Regions from separate parts of the Homo sapiens genome. Here region 2 is linked to region 1. A link is an interaction called in ENCODE POLR2A ChIA-PET data of the cell type or tissue named here. Cell type or tissue: GM12878. All regions are shown on one strand. Links, peaks and the distances in the headings refer to the core of each region. The heading gives the core; the rest is flanking DNA.

The links. ChIA-PET counts read pairs that join two places held together with the same protein. Peaks named below come from ENCODE experiments on the same cell type or tissue, not always from the same donor. Only the 100,000 strongest peaks of a DNase experiment are listed, where the experiment ranks them.
Region 2: POLR2A ChIA-PET joins it to region 1 with 6 read pairs; 3 of 35 experiments call an interaction of 5 or more read pairs at or near these places.

Annotation. Positions count from the first base shown.
Region 1 is chr1:245,961,012-245,977,362 of GRCh38, reverse strand. The region is part of intron 5 of SMYD3 (SET and MYND domain containing 3); the gene reads left to right. Among named protein-coding and RNA genes, the nearest start is that of SMYD3-AS1, 140 kb to the left of the region's middle. In GM12878, for the core only: no CTCF peak of the experiment used is centred there; no DNase peak of the experiment used is centred there.
Region 2 is chr1:245,639,106-245,655,456 of GRCh38, reverse strand. KIF26B (kinesin family member 26B) reads right to left here. Exons shown (of 15, transcript NM_018012.4): 10 at 9,177-9,336. Among named protein-coding and RNA genes, the nearest start is that of KIF26B-AS1, 410 kb to the right of the region's middle. RefSeq lists an enhancer at 6,449-6,962. In GM12878, for the core only: a CTCF peak has its summit at 6,160 (motif pointing left); DNase peaks (open chromatin) are centred at 6,196, 9,436 and 9,876; H3K4me3 peaks cover 3,942 bases; H3K27ac peaks cover 3,403 bases.

The DNA.
Region 1 (16,351 bases), core at 2,791-10,790:
CTCCAATGGTGGCATTTAAAGCCATGCCATGAGGGAGCAAGGCTAGAAGAGTGGGGATGGCTGTTGTGTGGTAGAGGCTGGATCAAGCGGAGCCGTGTTAGGCCATTTGAAGAAGTTTCAATTTTCTTCTGAAGTAGCAGAAAACCATTGAAATGTTTGAAATGTGGGTGTGACTGAATCCTTCATGTTTGTAAAAAGATGATTCTAATTCTGTCTAGAGAAGTATATAGAGAATGGATTCAAGGGGTCAAGCATGAGATGAGGTTAAGAGTGTCACAATAACATAGGCTAGAGACGATGGCTTTCCCTGGGCCGGAGACGATGGCTTTCCCTGGGCTAGAGACGATGGCTTTCCCTGGGCTAGAGACGATGGCTTTCCCTGGGCCGGAGACGATGGCTTTCCCTAGGCTAGAGACGATGGCTTTCCCTAGGCTAGAGACGATGGCTTTCCCTAGGCTAGAGACGATGGCTTTCCCTGGGCCGGAGACGATGGCTTTCCCTAGGCTAGAGACGATGGCTTTCCCTAGGCTAGAGACGATGGCTTTCCCTAGGCTAGAGACGATGGCTTTCCCTGGGCTAGAGACGATGGCTTTCCCTAGGCCGGAGACGATGGCTTTCCCTGGGCTGGAGACGATGGCTTTCCCTGGGCTAGAGACGATGGCTTTCCCTGGGCCGGAGACGATGGCTTTCCCTGGGCTGGAGACGATGGCTTTCCCTGGGCTAGAGACGATGGCTTTCCCTGGGCCGGAGACGATGGCTTTCCCTGGGCTGGAGACGATGGCTTTCCCTGGGCCGGAGACGATGGCTTTCCCTAGGCTAGAGACGATGGCTTTCCCTGGGCTAGAGACGATGGCTTTCCCTGGGCCGGAGACGATGGCTTTCCCTGGGCCGGAGACGATGGCTTTCCCTGGGCCGGAGACGATGGCTTTCCCTAGGCTAGAGACGATGGCTTTCCCTGGGCTAGAGACGATGGCTTTCCCTGGGCTAGAGACGATGGCTTTCCCTGGGCTAGAGACGATGGCTTTCCCTGGGCTAGAGACGATGGCTTTCCCTGGGCTAGAGACGATGGCTTTCCCTGGGCTAGAGACGATGGCTTTCCCTGGGCCGGAGACGATGGCTTTCCCTGGGCTAGAGACGATGGCTTTCCCTGGGCCGGAGACGATGGCTTTCCCTGGGCCGGAGACGATGGCTTTCCCTGGGCCGGAGACGATGGCTTTCCCTGGGCCGGAGACGATGGCTTTCCCTGGGCTAGAGACGATGGCTTTCCCTGGGCCGGAGACGATGGCTTTCCCTAGGCTAGAGACGATGGCTTTCCCTAGGCTAGAGACGATGGCTTTCCCTAGGCTAGAGACGATGGCTTTCCCTAGGCCGGAGACGATGGCTTTCCCTGGGCCGGAGACGATGGCTTTCCCTAGGCTACAGACGATGGCTTTCCCTAGGCTAGAGATGATGGCTTTCCCTGGGCCGGAGACGATGGCTTTCCCTGGGCCGGAGACGATGGCTTTCCCTGGGCCGGAGACGATGGCTTTCCCTGGGCCGGAGACGATGGCTTTCCCTAGGCTACAGACGATGGCTTTCCCTAGGCTAGAGACGATGGCTTTCCCTGGGCCGGAGACGATGGCTTTCCCTGGGCCGGAGACGATGGCTTTCCCTGGGCCGGAGACGATGGCTTTCCCTGGGCCGGAGACGATGGCTTTCCCTGGGCCGGAGACGATGGCTTTCCCTAGGCCGGAGACGATGGCTTTCCCTGGGCCGGAGACGATGGCTTTCCCTAGGCTACAGACGATGGCTTTCCCTAGGCTAGAGACGATGGCTTTCCCTGGGCCGGAGACGATGGCTTTCCCTGGGCCGGAGACGATGGCTTTCCCTGGGCCGGAGACGATGGCTTTCCCTAGGCTAGAGACGATGGCTTTCCCTAGGCCAGAGACGATGGCTTTCCCTGGGCCGGAGACGATGGCTTTCCCTAGGCCGGAGACGATGGCTTTCCCTGGGCCGGAGACGATGGCTTTCCCTGGGCCGGAGACGATGGCTTTCCCTGGGCCGGAGACGATGGCTTTCCCTGGGCCGGAGACGATGGCTTTCCCTGGGCCGGAGACGATGGCTTTCCCTGGGCCGGAGACGATGGCTTTCCCTGGGCCGGAGACGATGGCTTTCCCTGGGCCGGAGACGATGGCTTTCCCTAGGCCGGAGACGATGGCTTTCCCTGGGCCGGAGACGATGGCTTTCCCTAGGCTACAGACGATGGCTTTCCCTAGGCTAGAGACGATGGCTTTCCCTGGGCCGGAGACGATGGCTTTCCCTGGGCCGGAGACGATGGCTTTCCCTGGGCCGGAGACGATGGCTTTCCCTAGGCTAGAGACGATGGCTTTCCCTAGGCCAGAGACGATGGCTTTCCCTGGGCCGGAGACGATGGCTTTCCCTAGGCCGGAGACGATGGCTTTCCCTGGGCCGGAGACGATGGCTTTCCCTGGGCCGGAGACGATGGCTTTCCCTGGGCCGGAGACGATGGCTTTCCCTGGGCCGGAGACGATGGCTTTCCCTGGGCCGGAGACGATGGCTTTCCCTGGGCCGGAGACGATGGCTTTCCCTGGGCCGGAGACGATGGCTTTCCCTGGGCCGGAGACGATGGCTTTCCCTGGGCCGGAGACGATGGCTTTCCCTGGGCCGGAGACGATGGCTTTCCCTGGGCCGGAGACGATGGCTTTCCCTGGGCCGGAGACGATGGCTTTCCCTGGGCCGGAGACGATGGCTTTCCCTGGGCCGGAGACGATGGCTTTCCCTGGGCCGGAGACGATGGCTTTCCCTGGGCCGGAGACGATGGCTTTCCCTGGGCCGGAGACGATGGCTTTCCCTGGGCCGGAGACGATGGCTTTCCCTGGGCCGGAGACGATGGCTTTAGGAGGTTGGCATAGGAGATGTAGGAGATGGGAAAAATGAAATAGATTCAAGATACATTCTGGGGTCAGAATTGTCATGACTCTGATAGACTGGATGACATGGATTGGGGAGAAATGGGGGAAGGTTTTATAATACTGCTCATGTATTAGAGAAAAATAAATACTGTCATCTCTCAGATGGGAATGAATCTTCCCATCTAAGGAGTAGGTTTGGGGGCAGAACTTAGTCATATTAAATTTGAAAAATGTCATTTAAAGAGAGATTTTTTCTCATTGAAAAATCATCTTCCAGTACACAAGTGTCAGAGTGAGGATACTCACAGTGGGAGTGGCTTTGAGAGAGGTGGGAAGAGGAAAGGAGGGTGCCTGAACAGATAGTGGCATCTGTTAGCAAGTCAGGGTCTGGAGGAAGGGCAGCCTGATTTAGTTTGTGACTTGATTGAAACTGTTTAGACCTATAAGCATAGGTATTAATGATGATGATTTTGTTAAAATGCAAAAGTCTATTTTACAAAATGACTCTCATATGAGAAAATACTCTGAAATTGAATTTAACATCCAGGAAGTCCTATCATATTTAAAATTTATTTTTCTGGACATTTACGTTTCCGAATGACTTGGTGAGAAATAGGTCTGTGAGTGACTCACTGAACCCCCCAAAAAAGTACTCATATAGGTAGATTTCCTCGTGCCGATCAAAAGACGTTATTAAGGGAAGTGTTCTTTAGCCATGGCTAACTGGGACATTTGTTCTTGAGTTGGGATGGTCTGATGCTCCTTGGACAGTGTCTGGTTACAAGAGCAACTGATGGGTGCACTAGAACTCTTTTCGCTGAGAAAATAAAGCAAGATTCTTTGGTATGTTTGCTCTCTCGTGCAGCCTCACAACATGGGTAGGTTTTGTTCCTCTCCTTTTTCCCTTGTCACATGTACACAATAAGCTACTTATTTTCATTTGATTTTTTTTGTGATAAAACTCCTGTGAAAGTTGAGGGTGAGGCTATTATCTGTACCTCCATTTAGCAAATACCTGGTACCTCGTTGGTTTCACAAATATTTGGTGAATAGTTTAATAAACATTTGCAGATTGGGTGAACACCCTGTGTATAACATGGACACCCCGATTATATGCCTTCCTAAATTTCCTTCTTGTGCTGTGTCTATAAGCTTTCCTGCTATAACCTCAAAAACATAATACCTAACAAAAGCAACAATGATGATGGCTGTTTTAGCTAAGTGTTTGTCCTTCAATAGGGCATGTGCTTTAAGCTATTTCTTCTAGAGTTGAAAGTTTTGATTTTGTTTTCCTCCAGAGCCATCTTCATTTCATTAACTTTCCTTTCTGTAGCTAAGGGCAGCAGTTTGTGTCTGTGGCCGTGGAACCTTCAATGTGTGTAAGAAGGGAACTGCTTTGCATGGTAGGTGTGGCAGTAGTGGTAACAGCAGCAGCAATGACATCATTTATTTATTGAGTACCCAATTTGTGCCAGGCATTATAATAGGTGGGAAAAACACTGTTGGCAAAGGTAAGGCCAGGTTCTCGTAACAAAGGGACATAATGATAATTGAGTAGCTTCAAAGGAGATAGACATTTATTTCTTTTTCACTGATTGTGTAATGTATGTACCAGGTGGGTGGGTGACTCCACTCCATGCTGTTATTCAGGGCCCGGATTCTTTCCATGGTGTTGCTCCACCGCCCCTCAGGCCTTCACAAGAAGTGGAAAAAGGAGCCCAGCAGGGCCAGCCCACAGTCTCAAGGCTTAGCTCCAGAAGCAGTTCCCAACTCTTTCACTTCCACTCAGTTGGAGCGAACTTAGTCACGTAGCTGTGCCTGATTCCAGGGGTTGGGGGAGGAACTGGGAAACGTAGTTCAGGCCTGTGCCCTGGGAGCAAGGGAGAACAGATGTTGGTGAACACCTAGCAATATTCACCACATCCTGCAATGTGCAGATTATTCTGTACACTTTCCAGATGATGAATTAGAAATTTGAGAGGTTAATTAACTCAACTTGCCCTAGATGATGAGGTTGTAAGGGGGAGGTGCAGATTCTAATTCTGTTATATCTGATTTAAAAATCTGTGCTCTTTTCACCACCGTGATACCATTGAACACTGTGTTGTTGTCATAGAGCCATGTGGAGTTTACAGAGGAAATTCACATATGTTAACTTGCTTATGGCTTCAGGAGCAGGTCTCCCACCACCAGACTTACCTAGCCAGCTAAGGTGTCTCAGGACTTGGTATCCGAATGAAAATAGAGTGCAATTCTAATCTATCAAAAACTGGTTTTCTTGCCTGCTTTTAGGAGACAGGAGTAAGAATAATGAAAACAGTCTTGTACCAGGGACTTACATCCTAGGGCATGGTCTGTTGTCAGAATACATTCAGATCAGTGCCCCCTTCCCACTTGGTTCAGTTATAGTGAGGCATCAGTGGTGCCCGAGACATGGCAAGATCAGCAGTGACTATAGGTGACTAGACTCTGTACAGCGTAGTGTTTGCTTCAGACTCTGCAAAGCTGGGCTTTGGAGTTTGAATCTTTTACTCACTGACCAGGTATGTAGCTGTGGACAAGTTTCTTAATCTTCCTAAATCTGAGATTCCTCAACTGTAAGGCAGGATTTGTTAGCCTCCTTCACAGAGTTGTTTTAAGTGTTAGTGATCATGTAAGCAAAGGGCCTCCCACAAAGCAGCATCTGGTTAAATGACAGCTGCTATTTTTAAAAAAATAAACCCACCAACCATGAATTGAGTGACTGCTATGTACCAGGCACCAAGGTAGGCTCCAGAGATTTAGAGATAAAAGGTAGAGTCCCTGCGGCCTTCAAGGGACATCCCCGTTAGTGGGGATGTTTCAGAGAGAACAACCTAAGCTCAGGTTTTCCCTCAGGAAGAAGAATGCGTTCTAACCAGACGAGAGCGTGTGCGTTCTCTTAATAGATTGTATAAACTGAAATTGTGCAATAGCCAGTTTGGGTGCAATGAGCTACTCAAATGACACATTGATTTTTTTTTTTAATTATACTTTAAGTTCTGGGATATGTGTGCAGAACAGTGCAGCTTTGTTACATAGGTATACACGTGCCATGGTGGTTTGCTGCACCCATCAACCCGTCATCTACATTAGGTATTTCTTCTAATGCTATCTCTCCCCTAGCCCCACCTCCAGACAGGCCTTGGTGTGTGATGTTCCACTCCCTGTGTCCACGTGTTCTCATTGTGCAACTCCCACTTAAGAGTGAGAACATGTGGTGTTTGGTTTTCTTTTCCTATGTTAGTTTACTGAGAATGATGGTTTCCAGCTTCATCCATGTCCCTGCAAAGGACACGAACTTATCCTTTTTTATGGCTGCATAGTATTCTGTGGTGTATATGTGCCACATTTTCTGTATCTAGTCTATCACTAATGGACATTTAGATTGGTTGCAAGTCTTTGCTATTGTGAATAGTGCCGCAATAAACATATGTGTGCATGTGTCTTTATAGTAGAATGATTTATAAGCCTTTGGGTATATACCCAGTAATGGGATCACTGGGTCAAATGGTAATTCTAGTTCTAGATCCTTGAGGAATCACCACACTGTCTTCCACAATGGTTGAACTAATTTACACTCCCACCAGTAGTGTAAAAGTGTTCCTATTTTTCCACATCCTCTCCAGCACCTGTTGTTTCCCTACTTTTTAATGATCACCATTCTAACTGGTGTGAGATGGTATCTCACTGTGGTTTTGATTTGCTTTTCTCTGACCAGTGATGATGAGCTTTTTTCATAATTTTTGGCCACATAAGTGTCTTCTTTTGAGAAGTGTCTGTTCATATCCTTCACTCACTTTCTGATGGGGTTGTTTTTTTTCTTGTAAATTTAAGTTCCTTGTAGATTCTGGATATTAGCCCTTTGTCATATGGATAGATGGCAAAATTTTTCTCCCATTCTGTAGGTTGCCTGTTTCCTCTGATACTTTTCTTTTGCTGTGCAGAAGCTCTTTAGTTTAATTAGATCCCATTTGTCAATTTTGGCTTTTGTTGCCATTGCTTTTGGTGTTTTAGACATGAAGTCCTTGCCCATGCCTATGTCCTGAATGGTATTGCCTAGGTTTTCTTCTAGGGTTTTTATGGTTTTAGGCCTAACATTGAAGTCTTTAATCCATCTTGAATTAATTTTTGTATAAGGTGTAAGGAAGGGATCCAGTTTCCCCTTTCTACATGTGGCTAGCCAGTTTTCCAACACCATTTATTAAATAGGGAATTCTTTCCCCATTGCTTGTTTTTGTCAGGTTTGTCAAAGATCAGATGGTTGTAGATGTGTGGTATTATTCCTGAGGCCTCTGTTCTGTTCCATTCGTCTATACGTCTGTTTTGGTACCAGTACCATGCTGTTTTGGCTGCTGTAGCCTTGTAGTACAGTTTGAAGTCAGGTAGCATGATGCCTCCAGCTTTGTTCTTTTTGCTTAGGATTGTCTTAGCTATATGGGCTCTTTTTGGGCTCCATATGAAATTTAAGTAGTTCTTTCTATTTCTCTGAAGAAAGTCAACATTGACATTTTTATATGTTGTTTTAATAGTCTTTATGATAAATGTCAACAAAAATAATACTTTTTAGAGACACTTGGTTTTTATACACACTTAGAGAGGTAATAAAATCTGCCACTAATGCTAATAGCATTCTGATGGAGTGAAGACTTAGTGGTATGTCAAAAAGTAAGGCACCTTTCTCTTTTCCTAATGTAGTTTGAATTTCAAAACAACACGAAGGAATGCTGTTGGTATTTATTCAGGGATTTGTGTGCAGATTTGATAGCTACCATTTATCTTCAGCAGAGGAATCCGTGTTCCTGGCCTTTCCCCCCTTGGTTAGTTTGGATTTCCTCAAACCACTTTGCCCTTTGAAGGATTGTGTGCTGTTAAGTAAATGAACGGGTATGTTTCTGAGTTTGTGCTGACTGATTTACAACAGGATGGCAAATTCAGCACTGAAAACAGGGTCAGACAAATACCCTGGCTATGAGACTCAGCTGACTCAGACAAGCGAGGCTTTGCTTAGTGGTTTTTACCCCTCCAGTAGAGAAAAGTCTTGGCTAAGGCCTCAAAGGCCTGTGGACTGGAAGGTCTGGCAGAACAGTGTCCATGTCATTATTGTTAGTAGAAGTTGTGCAGTTGTATTGTTGCTGATGGTCTCACTAACACTAGCTATCTTTTATGTTCTAGCCACTGAAGAGTCATTAATTATTGTGGTTCATTCTCACAGCAAACCCGTGTTGATTTTCATTGATCCCAGGCTCTCAATTTAAATAAGAAAGCTAGCAAAGTTATTTTCTTTTGCCTCCCCTTCTGGCTTAACAAAGAGAACTCAGAAGTACTTACGTTTTGAGAAAATAGAGACCCATTTAAATAGTGTTACCAGAGTGACACATTATTAACTAAGAAAATCAGAATTACATACTTTTTAGAGGTTGCCTCCACAGGACACAGTGGTAATCTCTGAAGCCTGGAGGTCTCATAGCCCTATGATGCAGAATATTATCAATGATAGGAAGAGAAAGCATTGCCTCCTTAACAGTGTACGGAGGCATCTTCCACCAGCACTGGGAACTAAGCCTCCACTGATGAACGGCACAGGAGAAAGACACAGACCTGAGAAGGCTGAAATTTACAACGCGGGAAAGACGAGGGCAGCACAGAATTATTAAATGGAATATGGGAAACGCGTGGTTTGTGTCTACAGTCCACACTTGCAACACAGGTACCATTGTGTCCATTGTATAGAGGAGAAAACTCAGTTCCAGAAGACTTGAGTAACTTGCCCCGAGTCACAAGATTCAAAGATGCCAGACCAGGGAGCTAAATCCATGAATATCTGGCTTTAAAGTCCTTGCCTTTTCTTTACCTCACAGTGGTTTACATGAGGTGCATTGTTACTCGTACACTGAATTTCCTTCACTACCTGCCTTTTTCAATATAAGGTGAATTCTGCATCATTTTGTTGAAATGGAAAGTTCTAACCATTATTGTTTTAATATAGGAGGCACTTGGGCCTTGAAGGAGAGTTGTCATTCCAGTAGTCTGGTAAAGGGCATTTCAGATGGAAGACACAGCCTAGGCAAAGGCACTGAGGTGAGAACGCTGCAGCTTAGTCAGGGAATGGAGAATAGATTCATTTGAGGAGAACTGAGTGTCTCAGTAGATGGGGGTTATATCATGAGAAGGACGTGAGAGCCTCAGCATGGAGCTGGTGAGCAGAGGGGGGCCATTTTTGAGGGGGGGATTAAAGTGCTCAGATCTGTGGTCTAACGCTGTTCTGACAGCAGTGTGTAGATTGAAACAGAGTAGAGATAAATTGAGGGGGAAGTAGCATTATCTATATAAACTGTCAGCGAGTAGAGAAATCTGGATTTTCATGTATTTCGTTCAGGGAACAGTAACTTTCCCATAGGTATTTCCCAGGGTTGTGAATAAATATTGTAGTGTACTGGTCAAGGATGCAAAGTTTGGGGAAGTTAGGAACATCCTTAAGCCACAAAGTGGATGCTCAAAAGTTAAATATTCACTGGAAGTGACAAGTAAGCAATGGAAATATGAAAATAATAGTTCACGCCACTCTCCTGCCTGTTGCCTTAAATTATTCCACTGAAAGCTGCTTTCTGCTATTTTATTTGGGTAAATTAGTCGCAAATGGAATTATCTGCATTTAATGCTCTGCCGTTATCCCTCTGTTTAGGTTTTTGTCTCTGTTCCTTTAATAAGAAGCAATTCTTGGGTTATGTCTGCCCTCTGGTCTGAGGGCTCCAGGAAGCATCCCAGTCATGAACCTTCCAGTTGAACTAAGTCTGTTCCAGATGCTTCATTGACTCAACACATTTCACACTAGGTAGACACCGGAAGTAATCACAGGCCAGCCTTTCTTGCCTCTCAGGCTGAAACAAGTTCACAGTGCAACAGCTTTTCAGAGACAACTCCACACTTCCACAAATGCCCCTATGCATTTGACTTTTCTTGGATGGCTTGTTCACAATCACTCAGCAGTTACTGATCATAGGTTTGTGCCTGGCATTGTCTGAGTTGATAGGAAGGTCTACATGTGAAAATTTAGGATTTTGAATTTAGGATATTGAACTTCTTTTCAACTTATCTGGTAAGTTGCCCATAACTTTAAAGACAAATAGAAAATACTTTTTTGAAACATTCAGTCAAATTTGAAATGACCATGTTCCTGCCAGACAGTGAAATATATTATAAAGCCAGATTAATAAAGATAATATGGTATTACAATACCATGTAAGAATAAGAATTGTGATGGAATAGAGAGATTTCTACCTCTTTCTTCTCTCAGAAATCATCCATCACCATAGAATGGCAAGGAGAATGAGGAATGGAAAAACAAATTCTACTTTTGATGGAATCAAAAGTCATTATAACACATTGATCAATAATGAAGACAAAAAGCAGTTGGAGTTCTGATGACTGAATTAACAGTGGGGAGCTAGGTGGGATCTGAGTGCCTACAGTGGTGGATATCGATGAGAAGCAAGCATATTTCCTGCTCAGAAAGGCTCAGAAATTAATGAAGTGAGGTCCTGAGGGGGGATAGGTTCATATGGGGACCTTAAAAGAAAAGGAGTATTTGAAAGACTGCATCAGATCCTCCCCTGTACTCCCTACAGCCTTGAATGTGCCTGCTCATCTTCAGAGTGACGGTTTCTGGAGAGGGGCCCTGAGCACCAGGCACAGCAGAGGTTGGGGGTAGAAAGGAAATAAGGACTCGAGATGATCTGAAAGCCTGTCTTCCCAAGGGCCAGATCTTGAGCACTCTGGTTGATATTCTCCATGAATTAAGTAATGTTTTTAAAAATCAGCCTGTAGAAAAGATTAGAAGGAAATAGTCCATGATTTTAGTCATGATTGGAGAACTTTTGTTGATTTATTTTTCTTTTTGCCTTTGTTTTTCACATTTAATTTAATGTGTGCATACCATGTTATGCTAGAAAATAGCAAAATTGGGTCTGGCATCGTGATGTGCGCCTGTAATCCCGGCCCTTTGTGAGGCCAAGGTGGGAGGAGTTCTTGAGGCCAGGAGTTCAAGACCAGCCTGGGAAACATAATGAGACCTCATCTCTACGAAGAAACTGAAACATTAGCCAGGCATAGTGGCAGGCGTCTGTAGTTCTAGTGGGGAGGCTGAGGTAGGAGAATTGCTTGAGCCTAGGAATTCGAGGTTACAGTTGGCTGTGATGGCACCACTGTACTTCAGGCTGGGCAACAGAGTGAGACCCTGTCTCTAAAAGAAAGAGAGAGAGAGAAGGAGAGAAGGAAAATAGCAAAATAATGCGGAAAAATAATTATGATGAAGAAGAAAGAAGGTAAATGTTTATCAAGGCTTAGTTGTGTAAAAATCCTTTAAAAAATTAATAAACTTTTTATTTGAGAACCGTTTTATGTTCACAGCAGAATTGAGCATAGAGGTTTCCCATATAACCCTTGGCCATTCCCTGCCCCACCCCTATCTCCCATCATCATAAACATCCCAAACCAGATTGGTACATTTGCTAAAGTCGATGAACCTACATTGACACATTATCTCCCAGACTCCCGAGTTGACATTAGGGCTCACCCTTGGTGTTGTGCATCCTGTGAGTTTGCACAAATGTAGAATGGCATGTCTTCACTGTTAGAGCGTCATACAGACTTTTTTCACTGCCCCCAAAATCTTTCATGTTCCACCTGTTCATCTCTCCCTCCCCTCTCATCTCTGGCCACCATTGATCTTTTTACTATCTTCATACTTTCGCCTTTTCCATAATGTCATACAGTTGAAATCATACCGTATAAAGTGTTTCAGATTGGCTTCTTACACTTAGTAATATGCATTTAAGGTTCTACCATGTCCTTTGATGGCTTGATGACTAATCTCTGTTTAGTGATGAATAATCTGTTGTCTAGATGTACCACAGTTTACCTGTTCACCTACTGAAGGACATCTTGGTTGCTTCCAAGTTTTGGAAATTATGAATAAAGCTGGATTTTATATGATACTGTTTTCTCTCCTTTATTAGCATATTAATTATACTTCTTTTTACTTTTTAAAATGGTTGCCGTAGAGTTTGCAATATACACTTACTACTAATCCAAGTCCATTTTCGAATAACATGAAACTGCTTTATCAGTAGTGCAAATATCTTATAATAACAAAATATTCCCAATTCTTCCCTCCCATCTTTGGAATCATCACTGTCATTCATTTCACTTATACATAAGCATATATATGCATACGTAATTGAGTACATTGTTGCTATTATTTTGAAAAAGATATTGTGTGTTGATCAATTAAGAATAAGAAAACAAAAGTTTTTCTTTTACCTCCACTGAAGTATGTTCTTCTTCCCTCTGGGGTATTTTTTTAAATATTTTTTTTCTTTATCTTTGATTTTCTTAGTTGTAAATATGATATGCCCAGAGGTAGTTTTCCTGGCATCCTGCTTAGTGTTCTCTAAGCTTCATGGATCTGTGGTTTGGTGTTTGACATTAATTTGGGGAATTTCTCAGTCATTATTGTTTTGAATATTATTTCTTCTGTTCCTTTCCCTCTTTATTCTCTTTCTAATATTCCCATTATATGTATGTTACATCTTTCATAGTTGTCCTACAGTTCTTGGATATTCTTTTTTTTTTTTTACAATCTTTGTTCTCTTTGCTTTTTCATTTCAGAAGTTTCTGTTGTCGTATCCTCAAGCTGAGATTTTTCCTCAGTTGTGTTCAGTCTCCTAATAAGTTGGTCAAAAGGATTATTCAAGTCTGTTAAAATGATTTTGATCTCTAGCATTACTTTTGCTTTCTTAGAATTTTCATCTGCTTATACTTATCTGTTCTTTCATGTCCTTTTTTCATTAAAGCCTTTAGCTTATTCATCATTTTCAAAAATTTTCTTGTCGAATGATTCCAATATTTCTGCTGTATCTGACTATGATTCTGATGCTTGTTCAATCTTTTCACACTGTGTTTTTTGCCTTTTAGTATGTCTGGTAAGTTTTTGCTGAAAGACGGATGTCATGATGTACTGGGTAAAAAGAATTGTGAATGGGTCTTTAGTGATGTGGTGGTAAATCACTGGGGAGTGATACTGTTTGGATGTTTTGTCCCCTCCGAAGCTTATGTTGAAATATGACCCCCAGTGTTGGAGGTGGGGCCTGGTGGGAGGTTTTGGATCATGGGGGTGGACCCCTCATGCATGGCGTGGTGCCTTCCCCTTGGTGATGAGCAGGTTCTTGCTCTGTTAGTTCACACAAGAGCTGGTTGTTAAGAGTCTGGCTCTCCTTCCCTTTTCTTGCTCCCTCCATCACCATGTGACATGCTGGCCCCTCTTTGCCTTCTGCCATGATGGTGAACTTCCTGAGGCCCTCATCAGAAGCAGACGCCTACACTCTGCTTCATGTATGGCCTGCAGAGCCGTGAGCCAAATAAATCTCTTTTCTTTGAAAATTAGCCAGCATTGGTTACGTCTTTATAGCAAATGCAAAGTGGACTAACTCAGAATGGAATTGTTCTCCTGTAGTCCTGTGAGTGGGTCTCAGTCTTCTAGTGAGCCCATGACCCTGGACTGTGAGCTTCACTCAGTGCTTCTCAGTTTGTTTGTTTGTTTTCTTGTGGGACAGGATGACTAGAGTGGACTGGAGTTGGGTATTTTCCTTCCCCAGGTAGGTTAGGCTCTGCCAAAGCCCCAGCAAGTTAGGGTCTGGTTAGTTTCTCTGGAGGGCAAAACCTTGTTAAGAACATAATTCTCTGGTGTTTTTTTCTTTTTCTTTTTTCCTTTTCCTATGGTGCTGATCTCTGGTGTTTTTTCAAAATGGTCCTTTTCCTCCTTTTTCCACTGGAAGCATAAGGGAATTTTTCTCTGATACTCACTGCGAGGCCCTGCTAGAGCTCCTGGAAAAAAAAAAACTCACAAAAGCTTATCCCTCCCTACTCCCCATGATGGGCACCTCTGGAGTTTTAAACTCGAAGAGTTGTTCATTCTAGACCCCCAGCAGTATGTCGAGTACAATTGAGGTTTCTACCGGGTACTGATTTCCATGGAGGTTTCTGTTGTAGTAAGTTGCAATGCTCTGTATGCGCCCCTCTGTCTCTCTAGTCTTGGGGGCAGCAGCTTGCCCTGTGACCTTATTTCTTTGGCAGATCTAAGAATTTTTTTTTAACACTGTATATTGAGAAATTATAGTTGTGTATATTTATAAGATGCAAAGTGGTATTGTGAGTTTTTAATACAATGTGGAATAATTAAATTAAGCTAATATATCTAGCATCTCAAATGTGTAAGAAGAATGGTTGATTTTTTAGTTTGTTTAGCTTTTTACTTGTTGTTAGGATGGAATGGTGACTTCTAAGCTTCTTACATACCAGATCAGAAGCCAGAAGTCTCATCCTGTTTTTAAAAACAGGACTTTGAACATTTTTATTTTTCTTAGTGTGCTAAGAAAATAATGCCAGCGGCAGTAACTGCACGGCAATCCAGTGGTCTCTAGTCTTATAAGAGCTTATAAAGAAAGGCTTCGTGTCTTACCTGATAAACTCCCCTTGACTGTTTTACAGTTAAGTGAAACCCCAATTTCTGGCAAGATCTGAAACTTGGTTTTTCTTTTTTGTTGCCTGTTTAAAATATCAGAAGTAAGCCCGTGAAAGCTATTAACATGTATTCAGGCCGACTTTGGTTTCTCCTCTATGGATGTTTCTAGAAACATAGTGAAACAACACAGCAATGATTGGTTTTGCGGTTGTTGAGGTCAAACCTTGGCACAAGATTTTTGGTCTCTGTTTTCTCTTTATTGTTCGACGCAACCCACATGCAGGTTTGTTTCTCCATCTCTTCACCTCATCTGGCTGACATGTTGATAGGAGCTTAGCCAGGCTGTCTGGCCACGAAACCTAAAATCATATGGCTTGTTTAGTTGGTAAGGACATGGAGGAATAAAATAACCATGTGGACGGCACTGTGCAAGGTCTTCAATGACAGAGGCGTTGAACTTCAGGCAGAGTTTAGCGATCATCTCAACCGTGTCCTTGTTTCACAATTCTGGGATCAACATCCGCAAAACTACACTTCTGACAACATCAGGATCCTCTAATATTTCATGTATACTCATCTTGCAAGATAGGTTGTAAAATAAGATGAGGAACCTGAAACAATGAGCAGTTAAGCCACTTGCGTCAAGTCCCAAGGGTGGCAGGAAAAACAGAGCAAGGAGTGAGATTGATTACTTGCAGCCTTTGGATTTCACCATGAAGTTGGTGGTTTTTAAATGGTTTTTTCTCCCCTAACATCGACCTTTCTCCAGTCAAATGGTGGGAAACCTCACATGTAAAACAGATGAAATACAGCTGCTGGCTCACGTGGGAGGCTGTGTCATGTGGTATGATGTTTAGAAGGAGGGTCTTGGAAGCCAGGCTGCTCTGAGCCTCAGTTTGCCCATCTGCAAAGTGAGGATAACTACTATACGTGCCTCACAGGGTTACCGTGGAAATCAGCGAAATCAGTTCCCAGCTGTAATAACCGTGCAGTTTATTCAGTCAAAAAACTTTTATCCGGCAGCTTACTGTATTCTGGGCCCTGTTAAAAGGACGAGGTGATGGCTGTGAGGAAACAGGAATCCCGGCTTTCATGGAGCCTACATTCTCAGTCTCAAAATACATGTTAATTATAGTAACATGTGTCGAAGGGGCATCAGACCCCTCCTATTGATACCTCCTCTGTGTGTCTGGCTCTAAAGGTTCCTTAGAGCACTGTGTGAAAACCACTGTCCTAGGCTACACATCTTAACATCTAGGATGTTTTTAAGAGCTGGAGTGGGGAAAAAAAATGGAATTATATGACAGTGTTTAAATTTTCCATTACTGACATAAACTATTCCAGAAACAACAGGTAGAAGAGAAGGATGATTTAGGCCTCCAGTTTGGAGAGTAATTAGTGACTTGTCTGCTTTTCCTTCCTTAGTCATCTTGAGCACTTGCAGCTGTGCATCTTCCTTTGTGCCTGATGCAAGCTGATATTTTAGGGTGAAAGGGTGAGAAGGAAATTTAGATTCAAAGTGCTGACAAGATAAAGTACATTCTGTAAAGATTCATTCCCCTTAAAATTGGAGTTCTTACCGAGATATCTTCACTTAGCAGACTGATGTCAGGAAAGTAAAAAATGGAAGGGAACTTTGTGGTTGAAAATTATGTTCCTAGAAATGAGGGTTGACCCTGTTTCTATGAGAAGAGAGAGCATGTGCGGCTCTGCTGATGGGTACAGAGAAGTGCCTTTGTGGTAGCGCCCAAGGGAGAATGCAGAGTAGACCACCATCTCTACTCTGATTGTTTTCAATTCTTTCTCAGATGCCTACAAACATTTAAACCTTGTCTGACTCTGCCTTCCCTTGGTAGTTTTAAGGCATATGGAAGAATTTCAACAAACTGAATTGATTTGG
Region 2 (16,351 bases), core at 5,585-13,584, 320 kb after region 1:
GTTCATTTCGATAGACGGTAATTATCTACTTGGTCAAAAGAAAAGATGCGTACTTTCAAAGTCAAGGAATGCACAGAAGACAGGATGGTGGCAGAACCACGTGGGTTACACGATTCTGAAAGATGATAAAACAGTGACCTTTCTGCCTTTGAAGCACGTCTCTTTGTCTACCACAGACATCGTCTCCATGGAACCTACAATATGTTTCTGAGGTGGACGAGGAGTAAGAATGATTGAGATTTTGCTGATGGAGAAATGAAAAGCTCAGGGAGAGCGTCTGAGTGTGTGAGGTTAGCCGTGGCAGGGGTGCTAGAATCCATCTCACCGGGCCTCAGCTCAGCACTAGCTCAACGGCGCAGGTTGCAATCCATCTCTTTAGAAAGCACAGCGATTCCACCACACATACTTCTCTGGGAGCTCAGTCTGAAGAAACTTCACAAATTCCAGCTGAGAGGCTGATCACCTTAATCTGCCAGTTGTGGAATTTCCCAAAGCTTCTATTCTTAGCCAGATGTTTGAGGAAAAGCTCGTGATCTCACTTGCCAGCCCTGCCGTCATTCTCACCTCTTGCTTATCTCTTCCTTACCTTTCTTGTACTCAGCAAAGCTTCAAGGCACAGCCTGGGTGATAACCTCTCCTGCTCTGACCTGAACCTATTCACTCAGGAATGCCTTTGCATACCCAGGAGGGGCGGGAGATGGAAGCTGTCTTATCAAGTGGGCTGTGCCCAGTGTCTGGTTCTCCACTGTGGGAAACGGTCACCCTTCTTATGCAGGAGCTGCCCCAGATAAATCAGGAGGCCTTCGTGGGGGTCCTGGAGCCAGAGAAAGCCTGGTGGAGTCCTGCAGTTTCTCCCATCAGTGCGGCGTGGGAAGTGGCTCCATGAACTGTCAGGCTCTTTCACGAGAAAGATTATAGCTATATTTTATTAAAGGCTCATGAAATAGGGTGAAGCTTTCTGAGAGGATACCCTCCATTGGTGGTGCCCAGAACACGGGACCCAGACTGTCAGGCCCCACTGACAGCCATTTACTGAGGTTAGGATGCCTTCTAATCTACCCGGAGCCCTGCACACAGGTTCAAAGTCAGGAGCGTCTCGTTGCTTGTTACATTCTTTTTAATTTTATTTTTTGCCCCCTCCCCACCCCTCATCATTACATTCTTACTTGGTATTTTTTGTTTAGCCCTGATAAGTAGCTTGGGTCCTGAAAGGAAGATTTATTTCCCTTTTTTACCTTTCGTATTTTACATTCTTCATTGCCATGGGTATCTAGCCATCAGCCTGGCTTAGCAATCACAGAAACAGGTGAGACCAGGAGACCGACCTGAATGTATGAATTGGCTACCATCAGCCCTGCCCCTCGGGTCTGTGCCTTCATTCATTCACTCACTTAGAGGCAGGGTCTTGCTCTGTTGTCCAGGCTGGAGTGCAGTGATACGATCATAGCTTACTGCAGCCTCAACCTCCTGGGTTCAAGCGATCCTTCCACCTCAGCCTCCCAAGTAGCTTGGACTACAGGTATGAGCCACCATGCCCAGCTAGTGTTTTAATTTTTTTTTGTGGAGACGAGGTCTCCTTATGTTGTTCAGACTGGTCTCAAACTCCTGGGCTCAAGTGATCCTCCTGCCTAGGCCTTCCAAAGTGCTGAGATTATAGGTGTGAACCACTGTGCCCAGACTGTGCTTTTACTTATAATCAACTACACATATGCAAGCTTTGCTGGTATGTTTGATCCTCTGTTGTACCCCACTTGTTATTGCAACAAATGTTGACCGAGCACAATATTCCAGAAACTGTACTCGGTGGGGGGTGATAAACTGGGAGGCAGTGAGGCCCTGTTGCCTATTAGCTGTGTGAACTTGGACAAGATACTCAACCTTTCTGTGTCTCAGTTTCCCCATCTGTGATACTAGTATGATTACAGTACCTATGTCACAGGTTGTCAGAATGAAATATCCATAAGGCATTTAGCAGAGCTTGTGAGGCACAGTGAGAACAACGCCCGGCTGTGGTGCTCACGATGGGAAATACTCTCACCGGGGGCTCATTTATGCACCGTGCTAACTACCTTCCATGTAGCTGAAATGCCAGGAAATAAGTACTAGAAATCATTTTCTCCTCCTCCCTGTGGTCCAGCAAGTCCACGAATTAGGAACTTCTACCCCTTTAGCAAGATCAAGATAGAGTTCCCGCTCTCGGTTCTGCCCTTCTATTCACTTCCTCCAAGGGAGGAAGGAAGAAGGTCTGACTGCTGAGGCTGGTGAACGTGAGCCTGGGTGACAGCTGGCGCTGTCTGCCTGTCCCTCCCCTGCAGGCCACACCATTCTCTCCTCCACTGAGGCCGTGGGGTTGGGGAAGGGGCTGTCTACCCTTTCCTACTCTGCTAGGATTAGCAGGCTTTTCATTCCCAATCATTCTCTTGTATCTATCTGATCATTGGTTCAGAATTCAGAAAGACTTTAATAGTAACCCCAGACATTAGACATAAAGGAAGATACACTTGAAAGGCCAAAAGGGAAAGGAAGACGCCTTCCAATTTCTACCCAGCCCCGAGACCATCATGTGCCATTACGCCACAACGGCTGCTGCAGTGGACAGACAAAAACATGAGCCGTGGCTTTGCCGCCAAGAGATGATGACAGAGCTGGGGCCTGATATTCTGTTCCCAATTCAGTGAAGCTCTGAGAGGGGCCAGAATGTGGTCCTCTTAAGAATGAAAAGGACGAGGTGTAGAGTTCATGTGTCAAACTAGCGGCAGAACAACCAAAGCTTGAACCCAGTGTTTGTGACCCCGGCCGATCCCCAGACGGTGTCATTTCTCCCTGAGTGACTGGCGTGGTTCTATAATGAGCCTGGCAGAATTAATGTAGTGGCAGCTTCTGCCTCAACTCTTAAGAAAATAATAACAATCTCTCGAGATTTCTATAGCTAAATATGAAGATACCGCTAGCCAAGGAAGCAAACAGAGCTAAGGGGGAAAAATAAAAGCAAGTGAGAATGCTAAAAATCTCATAGAAAAGGGACTTCGATGTCCCAGCGACATTCTGAACTCACATTCTCTGCATCCTAACCATCACTAAAATGTATAAAAATGAGTATTTCTAAAGCAGCAATACTAAGAATTATCATTGCTGCAGTTGCCTGGCAACCTGAGACTTTGGTTATTTTATTTCTAAATAGGGAACGCTCTAAACTGGTATCTAGAGTTTGTGCAAATAGTTCTAAATTGATATTCTCCCTGTAAATCAGGGGGAGAAAATACAGCATTAATGTACATTTAAAGGAGGTTAAATATGCATATGTCTCTCTCACACACACACACACACACACACACACACACACACACACACACAGATTCTTACATGAACCTCTCCGTTTCATGCTATCTTAAACAAATCTGGAGAACTGATACTCCTTTGCATTTTTCCTGGCAAATATCTACTTAATTTCATGGTACGTCTAAGTAATATACATCCAAGTCCTGAGGAAGAGCCTTTCCTCTCCTGTGTGAGATGGGAATTCAATGCCATGGCTCCGCAGTCCCAAACCCTTTTACCTTTTTGGCACCAGGGACAGGTTTCGTGGAAGACAATTTCTCCATGGACCCAATGGGAGTAGGGAATGGTTTGGGGATGAGACTGCTCCACCTCAGATCATCAGGCATTAGATTCTCATAAGGAGCGCACAGGCTAGATCCCTCGCACACACAGTTCACAATAGCATGAGGTTCCTATGAGAATCCAGTGCCACCACTGATCAGACAGCCAACAGCCCTCAGGTGGTCATGCTCCCCCACTGCTCACCTCCTGCTGTGCAGGCTGGTTCCCAACAAGCCAGGGACCTGTACCAATCTGTGGCCTGGGGGTTTGGAACCCCGCTCTAGCTAACAGCAATCTTGAGCCCCTTTCCCCAGCTTCCCAGACCTTGAGTACTGGGTTTCCAGTTCTGAGAAAGGAGAGGCTAATCCCAAATCTCCATGGGCTCTAGGAGGAAGCACTTCTCCAGGCAAGGAGGGGAATGTCCACATCCTTCAGAGGCTCGTCCTGAAGTTCCTGCCAATGCTGGGCCTGCTGCCACAAGTGTGACCCACAGGTGCCAGAACCCCACCCTCTCTTGGATGAGAAGGTGCTTGCATTTTGAAAAAGCTGCCTCTACTTATGAAGTGTCATTTCCTTTCAAGTCACTGATTTGAACTTGAGCTTCTAGTGCTGCCTGCTGCTTTGAATGAACTGGTGTGTCCCGATGCTACAAGCTTAAAGATGACCTTGGTTCCTGACTCCTCACTAGGGCCTTAGGAGGAAAAGAGTTCCCATTATAGCCCCTGAGGATGGGTGTCCTCATCGCTTTTGTGGAACACAGCCTTCTGGAAGTGGATGTTGCCTGCGGTGTTTGCTCGTGGCCTGCAGCTTGGATCACAGATTGCCTCAGGCTCTACCAGAGAGAGGAGGAGGCGAGCTCAGCACAGCTGCTGAGACCCAAAGTGTCTCAGTGACTGATCTCAACAAACAAGGATTAGGTCTGGGTCTGAACCATAGACCAAACCCGTGAGAGGGAGGTGCCGGGCATCATTTCCACGACAGGATGGTTATGTAGCACCATTTTTCAAGATGACTGGGAGAAGCATCTCAGACAGGCATGACATGAGAGGGCCACAGAAGGACTTTCCATGAACTCTTGTTAAAGGGCAGCCAAGACATTAGCAACTAGCTGTTGTTTAGAAACAGAGTGTTTAGAAACACTGTGTTGGCAAATAAGCAAACAGGTCATATGACCCATTAAAGGAATTCTTTCTCCATATGGAGCAGCAGTCATCAATGAAGGTAAATGCTTCAGGGCTTGAAGGACGCCTGCATGACAGGTGTGTGCTTTCTAAGGGCCTGTGCCCTCTACAAAGCAACATCTAAGAGAACCAGAAATTCTATTTTGAGATAATTGGGTCATGGTGAGAATCTGAGTCTCGAAAAGCTGTGGTCCTTCAGATGAGCTGGGACATAACACCCGTTAGCCGAAGCTCAGTTCACCCTGACAGATCCTTGTGGCGGTTCTTCTGGGGGCCAACTCCTGTGGGATGTGCAACACTGGGTTTTGGCCTGAGAAGTCATTTCAACGCTTCTGCCTATTTTTTCTTATCCATTAAATGGGAAGATTCCTAGCACCTTGGTGCCCAAGAGCAGTAAGGAACAGCAAATGAATGTACCGAATAAAGAAAATTTGCAAATGCACTGTCAAAATGATCGAATGAGGGCAGGGTTCCCTGGAGGTGGAGGCTCTCAAAAATTAGAGAGTAATTTGTGCAGCCTGTCAGTGCAGAACTGACGAGGGGTTGGAGCCCTTGGTGGTCTCCCTGCCTTCCCTGCATGCTTTTCTGAATGGTGCCACCGTTGAGAACTGATTTATGGCGCCTGGACTGGCCGGCAAGCCTGTGCCATGTAATGTGCCTGTGCTGTGTAATGGCTGAGGTTGGAAACCTGCTCCACGCCTCCTGCATCTTCAAGGGCAATATCATTTGCAAAGTCAGAAGCATTCAGCGCACATGGAGGGTGCCTGTGGGAATGCCTGGGATGGGTAATGAATCCAAACTCACTTTCCAGCTTGCTCACATGACAAATAGCCTGGTAAGATGATGAAGAGGAATGAAGACAGGCTACAGCCCCTCTGTGCACATTGCAGCGAATTTCCCAGGAGCAAGCACAAGTAATGCAGGTTCCAAGTACAGAGTTGTCTGGGGAGACAAATGAAGAGGTAGTGGGGTGTCTGTGTTTTTTGGGGGGGGTGGGGGAAGGAAAGAGAATATGGAATTTGGTTTTCTATTTTTGTTCCCCCCGCCACCCTCCGTAAGTGAGCAGGAGGAGTAAGAGGAAACCTCAAGGGCAGGAAACTTCCACTTCTCTAAGGAACGCACTGCAAAGACAAGGCTTGACACCCTGAAGGTGTTTAGTATGCTAACAAAATGCTGCATAATGTGGCTTCAGAGCACTGACGGAATTGATCAAAGAAATCGGGGCTTTCCTGCTGTGCTGGGCTCCCCTGCCGTGCGCAGTGAAGGCAGCTCCGACATTTCGGGAGCTTGATGAGAAGTGGGCGTGGGTCTGCAGTGAGGCTGGGAACTGTCGAGGCCTCTGAAGCTGTGAGGAGCGAGGCAGTTTGATCCTGCCACCCACTGGCTGGGTGATTTGAGTAAACCTTTGCCTTATCTTCCTGTACCTCAAAAGAGGACAGTTTCTAGTTGATGAATCACTTTGTAAATGTACATTTGCAGATGCCAAATATTGAATCTAGGCCGTGGTCCAGACTCGGAGAAAACATTTCGGCAAGGGTCTTTTTAAGATCACGTACAATGAAGGGCATTAGGACACTGAGGGGTGACAGAACAAACGCACTGGCCAATGGATGTTTTGGGAAGGACAGCGCTGGCTGGATGGCCAGGGCCACCGTGTTTCCAGCACCAGGCAACCCAGCAAGGTCTCGATGAGTTGTGTTAGGCAGGGCAGGGCAAGGGCAGCTGGTGAGTCTGTACCCACGCCATCAACAGCTCAACCAGGCCACGGGACAGCTCCAGGATTGGGTCTTGTGCTGACACTGCATGGAAGCTAGTCTGCTTACTTGAGACACAGAAACACTTTAATGATCACTCTCTTGGTGCCAGAATAGAAGGAAGGGGACTCCTGGAATGAAGGCAGGCAGCTGTCTGCAGGGACTGGTGAGTGGAGATGTCTCCCAGGAGGGCAGGTAGCCAGTTGGTAGGGCCAGCATGTTAAAAATATGCTTAATTAACACGAAGCTTGAACGATTAATACAAACTTTCATTTATTTTTTTTTTTTTGAGACAGGGTCTCACTCTGTTGCCCAGGCTGGTGCAGTAGCGCAATCTCAACTCACTGCAGCCTCTGCCTCCTGGACTCAAGCCACCCTTCCACCTCAGCCTCCCAAGTAGCTGGGACTACAACCATGCAACACCATGCCCGGTTAATTTTTGTATTTTTTGTAGAGACAGGTTTTTGCCATGCTGCCCAGGCTGGTCTCAAGCAATCCTCCCGCCTCAGCCTCCCAAAGTGCCAGGAATATAGGTGTGAGCCACCACGCTGGGCCATAAAAACAATTTTTAATGTTTCCCTACTCATTTATAAAAAACCCAACTCTAACTAAAAGGAAGTTACTTTAAATTAAAAATAATTTCATGTTTACATGCATCTATCTTCCCGCCATCAATTCAACAACTATTTATAGAAATCATAAAAGCATGTCGCCCTGCAGAAACAGTGTAAAAGCTATAAGTAAGATATGTAATCAATGACCTCCTGCTAAGGTGCAATTTGGAATTTTATCTATATCATGATCTATGAAGTTCTGACATTAACAGACATGATTCTCATTTTATGGAAACCAGTGAGTGCTAGTACTCTTCCCTTCATCTCCAACTCCAACGGTTTCCCTCCCCTGCCCTTTCTCCCCACAAGCTGAATTTACTCAACTACAGAAATGACATCGAATGAAACTCTATAATTCTTCAACTCAGAATATTCTCCCATAGAAAAGGGTTGTTACAAGAGCCGGGAAAACCATTTCTGGGTTTATCCAACTAGGATTCCAAATTTCTAGAAATGAGATGGACAGGATTATAATCACCATTTAAGCTCCTAAAGTCAGTCCAGTAATGGTTCTCCTGGTAGGAAATAAACTCACAATGTATTTGGTGGGGGGGTCTGGCATCAACATAGGGCTGAGGGGAAGAAAAACTCCAGCACTCATTGTGAATCTCAGTAATTATAGAATACACTGCCCGACTTTTTCCTCCTACACAACAGCAACGTAGGTTTTGTAGGGTTTTTACAGATAAAACCATGAATCCACATATATTTAGTTAATCTTCACCTCATGGCAACTCTGTAAGGTCGGTGTTTTTTCCCTTTAAATAGGTGAGGATAGGCTTGACTAGATAGGTGTAACCAGACTTTCATCATTGGTTATTGGCCATAGTGTCCTAAATTCTACAATAAATTTTCTTTTTTTTCTTTTTTTTTTTTTTTTTTTGAGAAGGAGTCTCGCTCTGTTGCCCAGGCTGGAGTGCAGTGGCGTGATCTTGGCTCACTGCAAGCTCCGCCTCCTGGTTTCATGCCATTCTCCTGCCTCAGCCTCCTGAGTAGCTGGGACTACAGGTGCCCACCACCACGCCCAGCTAATTTTTTGTATTTTTAGTAGAGATGGGGTTTCACCGTGTTAGCCAGGATGGTCTCAATCTCCTGACCTTGTGATCCACCCGCCTCGGCCTCCCAAAGTGCCAGGATTACAGGCATGAGCCACCGCACCCAGCCTACAATAAACTTTTATACATGTTTTATCATTTTGAGCCTTATATTTCTGTGATGTAACATGTATAGCTTTAACCCTCATTTTAGGAAGAATGAAGGTTCATGCAGCTAGTAAGAGGCTCAGCTAGGCCTTGGCAGAAGCCTGGACAGCCAGTCAATGGCCTGCCACCACACGGTCCAATGAGAACGCTTAGTTGGGGTGATGGTGGTGGAGTGGCTTTGTCTCTGCCAGACATAGGAGCGGCTGTAATTTAATTGGAGCAGTAGTAAAGAGACAGGAAGGATCCTGGAAGTGACTAAACATTTGCATGGGAAGGCAGGTGCTAACTCCCCTAGCTTTCTGAACTCCCGAGATTGGGTTGCCAGATAAAATACATGTCACCAGGAGCGTCCCATGCAATGTTGGGGTGCATACTTATAATACAACCTTATTTGTTGGTTATCTGAAATTTGAATTTGCCTGGATATCCTATATTTTTTTGGTTAAGTCTGGTGGCCCTACCCCTAAGGATAAGCCAGTCTTCCACCCCTCACTCTCATCACTATGAAACAGGCACATCTTTATTATGGTGACAATGACCCACCACCTTCATTTGCGAGTGGAGACCTCAACTGAGATAATTTCCTATTTCCTCTAATTTGAGCAGCCTAAAGTTAGAACTGGAATAGATTTAAGTATTTCCAAAAGTTTTGAATTTGGGAGATCATGCATTACACAACTGTTAGCTAAGGCTGGTCTCTGGCACTGAACTTATAATGGGGTCCAGGCTGTCCCTCTGTGGCACACCTCTCCACAGATGGCACTGAACAAAGCGTCCCACACCATGCTTACCCCACCACATTCTTTGAGTAGAAGAGTCACTTACTTGTATGGAATGTGTTTGCTGCCATTGACGAGAGCCAGGATGACATTGCCCAGAGCAGACAGCGAGAGACACAGCCCTGAGCCTCCTTCTCGATTTTTGCTAAGAGCTTTCACACAGCTGCCGAGATCAATGAGATGCAGGCGGCTGCGACCTCCAGACACTACCACAGGGGAGAAGATAAAAGAGAAATGGTTAAGTTCTGACAAACACTCATCTGTTCTTCATGTAGCTCCTTGGGAAATCTGAGGCAAAATGAGAAGGGGAAGTAAAAGGTTGACGTTCATGACCTACTAGGAAACCCCAGAAAAATCACGCTGGGGTTGCAAATAGCATTGGTCCTCTTAAATTCTTTCCACCACGCACCACTGACCTTCTAAAGCCTACTGACATTCACACTACAAATAAGTGAATTCAAATAATTCTTGCAGGTTGAACTGAATGAGATTTTGGAGAAAATAAATGTCAAATTACAGGAGGATACGTTTCTACCTAAATGCCATTTGAATAGCAGAATTCTGAAACTCATCAAGTTAAAACCTGAATGGCTCATGAGTGATTACCTGCTTTGGTTGATCGTTATACAGAAACCAACCTAAAGCTCAGCCAGGAATCAGGTTGCAAACCCAAGACAAAAATCAGGAAGAAGTAACGACCAGGTGCAGAGACAGGGAAGACCCAAATATTTGCTGAGTATCTGCCAAGTGCCAGGTGCTGTACAAACATCAGTTTCGTTCAGTTCCCACAGTAGAATCATAAGCTAAATACTATTATCCTTTCTGTATTGATGAGAAAATAACTGTTCAGAAAACTTAAGCAACTTGCCCATGAATACCTCTGCTGCTGAAGTACAGGGAGACCAAGGTGGCAACAATTTACAAGACAGAGTACTGCAGAGGAGAGAGCTCTAGAGATTTGCAGAAGGTCCCTCAAGTGTTCAGCTGAGTACTGATCAGCACACCTGATGTAGTTTGGATGTTTGTGTCCTCCAAATCTCATGTTGAAATGTGATCCTCAATGTTGGAGATGTGTCGTCCACCCCCATGACCCAAACACCTCCCAGCAGGTTCCAACACTGAGAATCACAGGCGTCGTGTTGAAGTGTGATCTTCAGTGTTGGAGATGGGGCCTGGTGGGAGGTGTTTGGGTCTTGGGGGTGGATCCCTCATGAACAGCTTAGTGCCCTTCCCATGGTAATGAGTGAGTTCTTGCTCTTTAACTTCATGCAAAAGCTAGTTGTTTAAAAGATGCTGGCACCTTCCCCCTTCTCTCTCCTGCTCTCTCTTGCCATGTGACACGCCTACTCTCCTTTCACCTTCCACCATCATCGTAAGCTTCCTGAGTCCTCACCAGAAGCAGATGCTGGGTGCCATGCTTCTTGTATAGCTTGCAGAACTGTGAGCAGAATAAGCCTCTTTATAAATCACCCAGCCTCAGGTGTCTTTTACAGCAATGCAAAAGGGACTAACACAACATTCATGTGAGAAAACTATTCAAGGCTCAGAAATTAACTACCTAAAAAGATTGGAGATAATGGTGCACAGCACTCACACAAAGCCAGGAATAGTGCCACTTCCTAACAGCCAGCCTGGAAAACTTCACAATTCACAGGGCATTGGGTTGAATACCCAGAAGTCTTTCCCATACTTAGCCACAGACTGAACACTGACCTGATCCCACCTAACACATATTAAAAGCAAAACAAAAAAATGATCAAACTGTTTCCAAGTAATGCAACTGCATTCTAAAACAAAGCTTAAGAATATTTACAAAGTAAAGACTCGGGAAAATGAAACCCATAATGAAGAGATAACTGAAACCAACCTAGAACTAGCATAGATGTTAGAATTGACAGAAGCAGCTATTTATTAAAACAGTTATTTCAACTGTATTTCAGATGTTCAAAAAGTTAAGTAGAAACATGGAATATATATTTAAAAAGACACAAAACTGAACCTCTAGAGATAAAAACTACAATGTGTGAGATAAAAAAAATATAGTAGATGAGATGAATGGCAGATTAGATATTGCAGAATGAAAAATCAGCAAATTTGAAGATCTAGCAATAAAACTATTCAGAATAAAATATATAGGGAAAAAAAACAACAAATAAAACACAGAAAAAAAAGAGCTGTAGGACAACTTCAAGTGCCTGCTATGTGTAATTGGAGTCCCTAAAGGAGAAGACAGAGTGTGGTACAAATAAAATATTTGAGAAAAATAATGGCTAAAACTTCCCCACATTTAATGAAAGTCATAAACCCATGTATCCAAGAAGCTAAGTGAGCCCCAAGCACAAAGGAAGAAACTATATCAAGGCACATCATAACCAAACCGCCCAAAACCAGTGATATAAAGAAAAATCTTGAAAAGAGCCAGAGAGAAAAAAGCACGTTACATATAAAGGAACAAAGATAAGGATGACGGCAGATTTCTCATTGGAAATACAGGTGAGAAGACAGTGGAGCAATGTTTTTAAAGTACTAAAAACTGTCAAGTTAGAAATATACACCCAGCAAAAGTATCATTCCAAAACAAAAGGGAAATAAAGATATTTTTTGACTTAAAAATCCTAAAAGAATTCACCATAAGCAAAAACACAAGGAATATAGACAAAGGAATGAAGAGCTTTGGAAATGATAACCACATGGGTAAATATGTAATTTTTATTACTTTAAATCTCTTTAAAAGATTATTATTAAAACAAAAATCATAATGTAACGTGTGAATGATGACATATGTAAAATTAAAATGTTTGATAGCAATAACACAAAAGTCAGACGGGAGAAATGGAAGTATACTATTGTAAGGTTTTTATTCCTTATATAAGTGGTATAATATCACTTTAAATTAGACTGTGGTAACTTAAACATATATATTACAAACACTAAAGCAATAATTAAACAATAAAAGTAATAGCTAATAAACCCACAGAAGATGGAAATTGGAACCATTTAAATGTTTCATAAATCCAAAAGAAAGCAAAAAAGAGAGAGAGAGAACAAAGATCAGATGGGACAAATAGAAAACAGAAAATAATATTTTGAACCAAACCATATCAATAATCATATGAAATTGAAATAGTCTAAAATACCCTTATTAAAAGGCAAAAATCGTCAGATTGGATAAAAAAGTGAGGCTCTACTATATGCTTGAGAAATACACTTCAAATAGAAATAAACAATCATTTAAACGTGTAAGTGTGGATAAGGCAAACAGTAACCATAAGAGCTGGAGTGGATCTACCAATATTAGACAAAAGAGACTGAAGACAGTCAAAGACCTATCCCATTTGTGCTAAGACCCGCAGAGAGGCATGTACAGCACCTCCTGCTGCAGTCGTGGAACTATCCTATTGATGCAGTGTCCTCCTGGGAAAGACATGCCTTCTGATACAAGACTGGGCTCTCCAGCTTCTATTCCACAGCAGATCCCAAGAGGGCCCAGTCACAGCTCCAGACCCTCTCTCTGTAATCAGATAACTATTCTATCTCTACAGGAACTTGCTGGGTGACACACACCCCTCTGAGCTGAGACTGACCCCTTCAGTATCTGTCTCACAGCAGATCTTATGAGGGCCCAGATTCTGCTCCAGCTCCTCCTGCTGATAGTTGGGGAACTATCCTGTCTATGCAGGGACTTACTAGAAGATGCATGCCCATTTGAGCCAATGTGGCAGGTATGCCAGCCTCCATTTTTTTTTTTTTTTTTTTTTTTTTTTCTGAGACGGAGTCTCGCTCTGTCCCCCAGGCTGGAGTGCAGTGTTGCAATCACGGCTCACTGAAAACTCTGCCTCCTGGGTTCATGCCATTCTCCTGCCTCAGCCTCCCGAGTAGCTAGGACTACAGGCACCCGGCCACCCTCCATCTTATAGCAGACCCTGAGGAGGCCCAGTCTTGGCTTTAGCTCCTCCTGTTATGGGCAAGAAACTACTCCACTTGTGCAGAGACTTGCTGAGTAACACATGCCTGTCTCAGCCAATGAGAAAGGCCCATCAGCCTCCTTCCCACAGCAGATTCTGAAGGGGTCCAGTCTCAACTTCTGCCCCTCTTGCTATAGTTGGGGACACAACCTACCTGTGCAGAGACCTGCTGGGAAGTAGACTTGTCTGGGAAACTAGGACAGTCTTCAGGACTCAGGTCCCTGGTGGCCAGTGTTCCCACATAACACAAGTACCGTCATTGGGTCTTCCCCAGGTCCGTTTGGGCCAGAAAGCCATTGTGAGACTCACAGCAAGCCAGGGAATAGAGTATCCTCTAATGCTGAGATTACTGTGGTGATCACAGGGAACACAATAGTCAGTTGGCTTAGAATCTCTGGAAGACCCTCTGAAGAAGTACAGGCACAAACAAAGCCAGACTAGGAAGACTAAAATATTTAATCTCTCAATGTGTAGATATCATCATACTTCAAGCGTCAAGAACATTCAGGGAAATATGATGTCAAAGGGACAAAGTAAGGCACCAAGACTGGCCCTAAAGTGATGAAAATATGTGATCTCTCAGACAAATAATTCAAAATAGCAGTTTTAAGGAAGCTCAGTGAACTTCAAGAAAGCTCACAGAAATCTCTCAGAGAAAGTTCACAGAAAAGATTTAAAAAATAAAATTAAACAGAAATCCTGGAGGTAAAAAATTCAATAAATGAAATGAAAAATGCAATAGAGCGTATCAGAGGAATTGATCAAAAAGAAGAAAGGATCAGTGAGCTCAAAGACAAGACTATTTGAAAATAGACAGTCAGAAGAGAAAAAAAAGAATAAGAAGGAATGAACAAAGCTTATGGGACCTATGGACCAACATCAAAAGAGCAAATATTTGGGTTAGTGGAATTAAAGAGAGAACTGAGAAAGACAAGAAGTTGCAAGCTTATTCAAAGAAATAACACAGAACTTTCCAAACCTGGAGAAAAATATAAATATTCAGGTACACAAAGGTCAAAAGTCACCGATCAGATTCAACCCAAGTGAGAAGACCCCAAGACATATTATAATTAAACTCACAAAGGTCAAAGGCAAAGAGGGTCCTAAAAACAGTGAGAGAGCAAGAAAAAAGCAAATAACATACAACGGACATCAAATACACCTGGCAGCAGACTTCTCAGCAGAAATTTTACAGGTCAGGAGGGAGTGAGATGATATTATTCAAAGTGCTGAAGGAAAAAAAAAATGTTCCCCAAGGATACTGCACCAAGCAGTTATTCCTCAGAAATGAAGGAGAGATGAGTTTTCCAGAGAAAACGTATCACTACCAGACCTAGCCTATGATAAATGCTAAAGAAGTTCTTAAAAGCATAGGAAAAATAATGCTAATGTGATTGTTATATTGTAATCATGGCATCTAAACCATTTAAAATTTTATTAAGAAGATTAAAAGACAAAACTATTAAAAATAACAACTATAAAATTTTTGAGGTAGGCAAATTTTGATCTTGTGACATCAAAAATTTAAAATGTAGGAACAGAAGGGAATTAAAATGCATGTGTTTTTTTCTTTTTGTTTCTTTTCTTCTGCTACAATGAAAAGTTAAATTGGTATCACTTTTAAATAACTTGTTATAATTACAGGATGTTTTTGTAAGCTTCATGGTAACCTAAAGCAAAAATCTATAATTGATAAACAAAAAATAAAAGCAGCAAATTAAAACATGCTATCAAAGAAAATCACTTAACCACAAAAATAAGAAAGGAAGTAAGGAGGTACACTATATAACAACTAGAAAATAAGTAATAAAATGGCAGTAGGAAGGCCTTACCTATCAATAATAACATGGAATGTATATGGACTAAATTCTCCAAATAAAAGACATGGAGTGGCTGAATGGATTAATAAGTAAGACCCAAGTATATGTTGCCTACAATAAACTAACTTCACCTATAGAGACACACATAGACTAACAGTGAAGGGATGGGAAAAGCATTCCATGCAAATGGAAACCAAAAGCATTCCATACAAATGGAAACCAAAAATGATCAAGACTAGCTATACTTCGATCAGATAAAATAGACTTTAAGTGAAAAACTATATAAAGAAACAAAGGAAATTGTTATATAATAATTCAGCAAGGAGTCAATTCTGAAAGAGGATATAACAATTATGAATATATATAACCAAATAGCAGGGTATATATATATATATATAGAGAGAGAGAGAGAGAGAGAGCAAATATTAGTAGATCTAAACAGGAGAGGTAGACTACAATACAATAACAGTAAGGGACTTCAACACCTCACTTTTGGCAATAGGTGGATCATTCAGGCAGAAAAATCAACAAAGAAACCTCAGAATTAAACTATACTCTAGACCAAAGGGACCTAACAGATATTCACAGAACATTTGATCCAACTGCTACAAAATACACATTCTTCTCATCAGTACATGGAACATTCTCCAGGACAGACCATATGATAGGCCACAAAACATGTCTCAACAAGTTTTAAAAAGTCAAAATCATATCAAGTATCTTTTCTAACCACAACAGAATAAAACTATAAATAACAAGAAATGTTGGAAACTATTCAAATATATGGAAATTGAATAACATGCTCCTGGATGATCAATGGGTCAATGAAGAAATTAAGAATGAAGTTTAAAAAGTTCTTGAAACAAATGAAAATGGAAATACAATATGCCAGAACCCACGGGATACAGAAAAAGTAGCACTAATGGAAAGTTCTATAGCAATAAATACCTACATTAAAAATATAGACTCCAAATATAAACAACCTAATGTTGCACCTCAATGAACTAGAAAAGGAAAAACAAACCAAACCTAAAATTAGTAGGAAAAAAATGAGTAAAGATGGAGCAGAAATAAATGAAATTGAGACTAAAATAACAATACAAAAAACCCCAACAAAATAAAAAGTTTGTTTTTTTGAAAAGCAACAAAATTTTAAAACCTTCAGTTAGACTAAGAAAAAACAGAAGACCCAACTAAATAAAATCAGAGATGAAAAAGATGACATTACAACTGATACTACAGATACACAAAGGATCATTAGCGACCATTATGAATAACTATATGCCAATAAATTGGAAAATCTAGGAAAAAATGGAAAAATTCCTGGAAACATATAACCTACCAAAACTCAACTGTGAAGAAATAAAAACCTGAATAGGCCAATAACAAGTAATAGATTGGAACAGTAATAAAAAGTCTCCCATCAAAGAGAAGCC